Regions from separate parts of the Homo sapiens genome. Here region 2 is linked to region 1. Evidence: read pairs that join two places in POLR2A ChIA-PET (ENCODE). Cell type or tissue: A673. All regions are shown on one strand. Each heading gives the region's core, and the rest is flanking DNA. Links, peaks and the distances in the headings are about the cores only. Region 1 overlaps SLC38A4 (solute carrier family 38 member 4). Region 2 overlaps LOC124902924 (a long non-coding RNA gene).

Region 1 (2,926 bases), core at 130-2,629:
TCTGTGTGACGATGGCCAATTCTGGCAATCCCTTAAAACCATGGCTTGAAAACACTATATGAATATGAATAAAGCAATACAGAAGCACATCACAGATTTCTTATGCTTTGATTCTACAATGATGTGAATGCTTACACTGTGCCAAAATTTAGTGAGTGATTTTTTTACACATAAAAAGAAGGGCTCCAGATATCCTTTTCTCAGTGAAGTTGTTTGCCTGGCAATTTTACCCTATCGTATACCTTCTGTTTATAGTTGTCTTCTGTCTTGTACCCAAGACGGAGCTGATTTTAGGCTAAAGCTATGTGTATGTCATCTGAAATACTTTCAGATATATTAGAGGCAAGACATGATTTAAGAGTAAAATATTAGCCACCATAGTAGTACGGATCTGATTTCATGCACTCATGAAAAAGGAATGTGCCAAAATATATTTCAGCACACAAGCTGCATTTAAAGTGACCACAGTGTCATTATAGAAATAGTCTTCATATGCAAGCCCTGTATGGAACATTATGTCCAGGACAGTGCTGGTTACTGTGTCACTTATTTTTTTCCCCCTCAAATGAATGAGTAAATTCAGTGTTTATGAAACAGGAGCTGGCAGGAGGGTGAAGACCTGTGTTTATCCTTAGGTGGTGGTTTTAACTCACACAGCCCAAATCTTCACTACCAGCTCTGCTCTGGGATCTCAGAACAAACTGACACCAATGACAAATGCCAGGGAGGGGTGACCTGGTGTGAGTCTGGCAGAGGCCATGTGTGAGAGAGATATGTGATAGATAGCATAACTGTTTTTTGAAAAATTTTTTTCTGGTATATAATTTACTTAACATGAATCCCCTTTTCATTAGCCTTCAAGGCATCAGGTTAAAAAAGGCAACTTTTGTATATTATTGCAGCACAACAAACTGGAAAAAAAATGAAATGCCTTCAAAACTGTGATGAAATTTAATAAGATTTGAAAGTTAATATGGTTTTGGCTTTCAAGGTTCCAAAGTTATATGAACTCCTACTCAGTTTTACTAATCCACAAGACAGAAGCTCCAGCTCCACTTTTCAACTTTGAGTTTAAAAATAAGTTTTATGATTTTTTTCCTACACTATAAAAATACCACCTGAAACTACTTGCTCTATCTACACATTAAATGGCCAATTTTAAGTGACTCAAAATGCTATAGGAAAATAATATCCTCAGGCATTGCAATTGCAAACTCACCCTATAATTAAATCAAAATGAAGGTAGAACACATGTACTAATTTATGGGGTCAAGTAGGTTTCTTTCATCAAAGTCTTATGTACTTACTGGGAAGAGGACAATGGGCACAGTTAGTGTTACTGCCACAAGGACTGCCAGGCGAACCATGAGAAGAGGGATGTCTAATGTATACACTTTGCTGTAGGCATGAAGTAATTCATCTTCAACTTCTCCTACAACAGGAAAAAGAGAATGAAACCGCTTGGTGTTGTCAAATCAGCACAGGTCACTTATGGCAACATTTTATAGAGAGAACACAGAACAGAGGAAAAGACCTAGGCCTGGGAATCCAGGCACCTCTGGTCTTGCCTCTGAGCTCATTAGCTATGCAACCTTCATTCAAATGAACAAAGAGGTCCTGAAGCTGATAACGTTGCAGAAGGTATAATACAAAATAAAGAGCCTCTCAAGCTCATTTACATTGTGATAAATCTATCTCCGCTGTACAGAAGCAATTACAAATCAGACAGAGACCAAGGTGCTCTTGTTGAAGGGGATGAGAGACCCAAGCCCCACATATTGTCTCTCCCAGCCTACCACCTCCCCTGTCCCTACCTGCGCAGCCACTCCTGATGCAGGTTACAAACCCAGTGTGTAAACTCTAGGATGAATGATTGCTACCATTTTTTCAAGCTCAACAACTATGACTCCATCACCACACTAAAACAGATATTTTTGGGCTCTTTCAAGTTTTTGCTTGTCTTATGAAACTCATTAAAATAAGTATAAGTAACATGCAGGGATAAATTAGTATAATTTTTAGATGGTCTCCCAGTGGGTACTACTCTAAGACGAAGATGCAGCCCTACTTGAAAACACCTTCATTCAGGACTCCAAGCACAAATAACAAGAAAATATCTATGGAATCAAGCGTAGTTGGATTTTCACCTCAAGATCAGACAAAAAGGAGTGAAAATACCTTCAGTAGTATTGACCTCGTCATTCATTATTTCACAACCGGCAAAAAGTTAATGCCCAATCTAAAGCACATGTTTGGTTAATAGTCAAATATTAGTCAAATAGAAAAAAAACCTAAGCAAATGGTGGCCTACTCCTGAATCTTTTCCTCCACAATTTGTCATACATGCAATTCAATTTACCAAGTCAGTAAGAAAAAAATTAAGTTAAAAACTTTAAAAGGAGGTTTATACAAAAATATATTTATATTGATACACTGATTCATGTAAACATATGCTACCAGGTCAATATGTGATTCCATGAAATCTGTTTATGTGGCCACACTTCATGGAAGGAGTACAATCCTACTCCCTTTGTGAACTGTTAAGATGCCAGAGAGGAAATGTTGCAGGCATAATCTAATGTGGCCATAGTCACTTTTTTTTGGTGGTGCATTCTTAGATTGAAGGAAATTCTGTCATGTCCTCTTTCTTAGGAAATCATTTAGTATAACAAAATAGAATGGGATATGTCAGAAATTTTACCTAAAGTCCCAAGCTCCCAGATTTGACTTGACTGGTAAAGAGGAGGCAAATTCAAACTTGAGGACCTGGCAGTTTCCCTGCTATTTGTGTGGCAGGTAATAATTCCATCAAAGGAGCTTTATCACATGCAAGTGGATTCATTCTCATCACTTGTAGCCTGAGTTGGACTATGGAGTCTAGCCAGAGAAATATCATCTATCCCTAGAGGAAAATAATTTTGTTTGA
Region 2 (2,926 bases), core at 285-2,784, 170 kb after region 1:
GAGCTGTGAAAAAAGGTGCCAAGCAAAGCTGAACCTGCTCAGTTCATGCTTCTGTGACAGAGGAGGTGACAGCAATGTACCAGCCCAAACACTATCCTTGTTTTTGCAATGGATATATCTGGTGCCATAAAATATTTAGTTCATCCAGTAACACACCTTGTTCTGAGTTCATGCTTTCCAGATGATGTTGAGTTGACTTTTTGACTTCCTCCTAGGCCTATCTCCAGGGAGCAATGTATTAGTTACATGGATGTAGCCCAGAGGGAATTTTTGGAAATTTGGAGAACTGCATTCTAGAGACTCAAAACTGTGACTGCTGAGTGGACCATCTATGGGCAAGAGCAGAATCACTGAATACTGGAGGAGGGTTGCAAGGTGGCCTGGTTTCTGTGGCAGTGATCTGGTAGGTTCTGCTGAGGAAAACTGGATGGTGTCTGGCATGTCTTCAGTAAGTAATAAATGCTAGCAAGCACTTTTGTTATTGGATTATGGCTGGAATTGTCATCTAAAGGGAGAAACGTTAAGTTTTCTTTAAAATATTATTATGTTAGTTTCCTAAGGCTGCCATACCAACCACTAACTAGATAAGTTAAAGCAAAAGAAATTTATTCTCACTGTTTTGGAGGCTACAAGTCTGAAAGGAAGATGTCAGCAGGGCGGGTGCCTTTCGGGGGCTCTGGGGGAGAATCTGTTTCATGTCTGTGTCCTGGCTTCTGGTGAACATAGGCAATGCTTGGTGTTCCTTGGCTTGTAGATGCATCACTCCAGTCTCTGCCTCCAGCTTCACGTGGCCTTCTGCTTGTGTATCTCTGTGGCTTCACATGGCTGTCTTCTCATAGAAACACCAGTCATATGGAATTAGGGGTCTACCCCACTCCACTATGACCTCATCTTAACTTATTACATCTGCAAGGACCCTATTCCCACATAAGGTCACATTCTGAGGTATTATAGGTTAGGATTTCAACATATTTTTGGGAGGACACACAATTCAACTCATATTGGACTTTATGACTCTATGAAATTACTCAAGAGAATAGCTTCATAATGCATGAGAAATAAAAATTGGGGTGATTCAAGACATTACAAACTTTATAGTTAATGTTTGTTCAAATTAACTTAAAGGAGGGGGTGGGACCCAGAGAAGGAAGGGGCTCAAGAGAGCTCATAGCTTATTTCTACAAAATAAAGAATTTCCTTGCTGTCTGTGAGCACTTGGCAACTTTAGGTTGAGGACTGTGCTCTGAATTGTCTTCTCATCTCACATCCCTGCCTAACTGTACACTTACATTTTGTCATACAATCCATCTCCACACATTTTCTTCCTTCACCTTTACCCCCACAATCCCTCCAATCCTGCCTGGAGGCTAAAGCAAATGAAATATATCTACTGTTCTGTACATTTAGCTAATAAAAGAACACTGAGTCTCCACATTCAAATTTCCTTGCAATGTTAGATTGCTTGCTCTAGTTTAGCCTATTAACTATGGGCAAAATACCTTGAATATATTTTATTTCTCTATTTTGTGACATTAACATTTGACTTTCAGCTAATCATTTAAATGTGTGGCACCGGAAAACACATCTTCATAATTGCCTCCTTATTTACATTCCTCAGGGCTGAAGCATGGCAATTTGAATGGATGCAGTTTAAGAATTAATATAGATAGACAAAAATGACAGAGGATTGTAAAGAGGCCCCATGGTTTTGGGAGCTATTCCCTGGCAATCCCTTGTGTTTGATTATAAAAAAAAAAAAAATAAAGGCAGATGTTGAGTGCTGTAGGCTATTCTGCATTTATGGAATTTTCCACTAGGTAATAAGCATTCAGGTCACATACACAGTGAGATTTTCTGCAGTGACAGTACAGATAATAAGGCTGTGCAACTTGGTGACAATTTGCTCCATTTAAGCAAACCATCAACTGGTGCATTTTTACAGCAATTGTCTCAGAAGCATGAGAGATGCTTTTGTGTGCATGTTTTAAATATGGATTCATTAGCACCCAAAGAACAATAGGATGCATTCTGAAATGCATCTTAATGAGAAATAAGCATTGATAGGTCTTCTGAGTTCATGTTTCTATACCACTTTTAAGCCATTAATTAATTAATGGTATTTCTTTGGTCAAATTTAGAAGTAAATAAACCTCTTCCCATTTTTCCTCTTTTTTTTTGAGATGGAATTTCACTCTGTGGCCCATGCTGGAGTGCAGTGGCACAATCTTGGCTCACTGCAACCTCCGCCTCCCAGGTTCAAGCAATTCTCCTGCCTCAGCCTCCCAAGTAGCTGGGATTACAAGCATGCACCACCACGCCCAGCTAATTTTTTTGTATTTTTAGTAGAGACAGGGTTTCACCATATTGGCCAGGCTGGTGTCGAACTCCTGACCTTGTGATCTGCCCACCTCAGCCTCCCAAAGTGCTGGGATTACAGGCATGAACCACCGCATCCAGCCCCTCTTCCCATTTTCTAGGAGTGGCTTTCCCAGAGCCAGATAACATAGTTTAAATATCCATTATTTCTACCAACTATTATTGGGTTAGTACAGAAGGTTTAGCATCTCCAACCCATTAAATGAGAAGATGAGAAAGAAAGGGATTATTAAAGCAATCCATTTTTATTTTTTAGTTCGGTGTATAATCTAGAGTCAAGATGAATGATTGTGTACTGTCCATTAATATCTGTGCTTACCACTCCTAGTTGCTAACCATCAATGTCATCTAACCTTTTGTGGCATATCTGTTGGACTTTTAAGTCTTTCTAAAAGATAATCTCCTTGGTATGCAATGTTGCGCTCGTAGAAGTATTCTTTTTCAACCCACTGCATATCAGCAAATCTGCCTTGGGGCTACATGAACATATGGGAACTGGCACAAAAATGCCTGGACTGGTGCAGCAGGAAGTCAGCCACTGCAGGGAAAG

The links. ChIA-PET counts read pairs that join two places held together with the same protein. Peaks named below come from ENCODE experiments on the same cell type or tissue, not always from the same donor. Only the 100,000 strongest peaks of a DNase experiment are listed, where the experiment ranks them.
Region 2: POLR2A ChIA-PET joins it to region 1 with 9 read pairs; 2 of 35 experiments call an interaction of 5 or more read pairs at or near these places.

The regions. Positions count from the first base shown.
Region 1 is chr12:46,773,742-46,776,667 of GRCh38, forward strand. SLC38A4 (solute carrier family 38 member 4) reads right to left here. Exons shown (of 17, transcript NM_018018.5): 14 at 1,308-1,432. Among named protein-coding and RNA genes, the nearest start is that of SLC38A4, 51 kb to the right of the region's middle. In A673, for the core only: no CTCF peak of the experiment used is centred there; no DNase peak of the experiment used is centred there.
Region 2 is chr12:46,947,463-46,950,388 of GRCh38, forward strand. LOC124902924 (a long non-coding RNA gene) reads left to right here. Exons shown (of 2, transcript XR_007063285.1): 2 at 216-1,766. Among named protein-coding and RNA genes, the nearest start is that of SLC38A4, 120 kb to the left of the region's middle. In A673, for the core only: no CTCF peak of the experiment used is centred there; a DNase peak (open chromatin) is centred at 1,729; H3K27ac peaks cover 2,500 bases.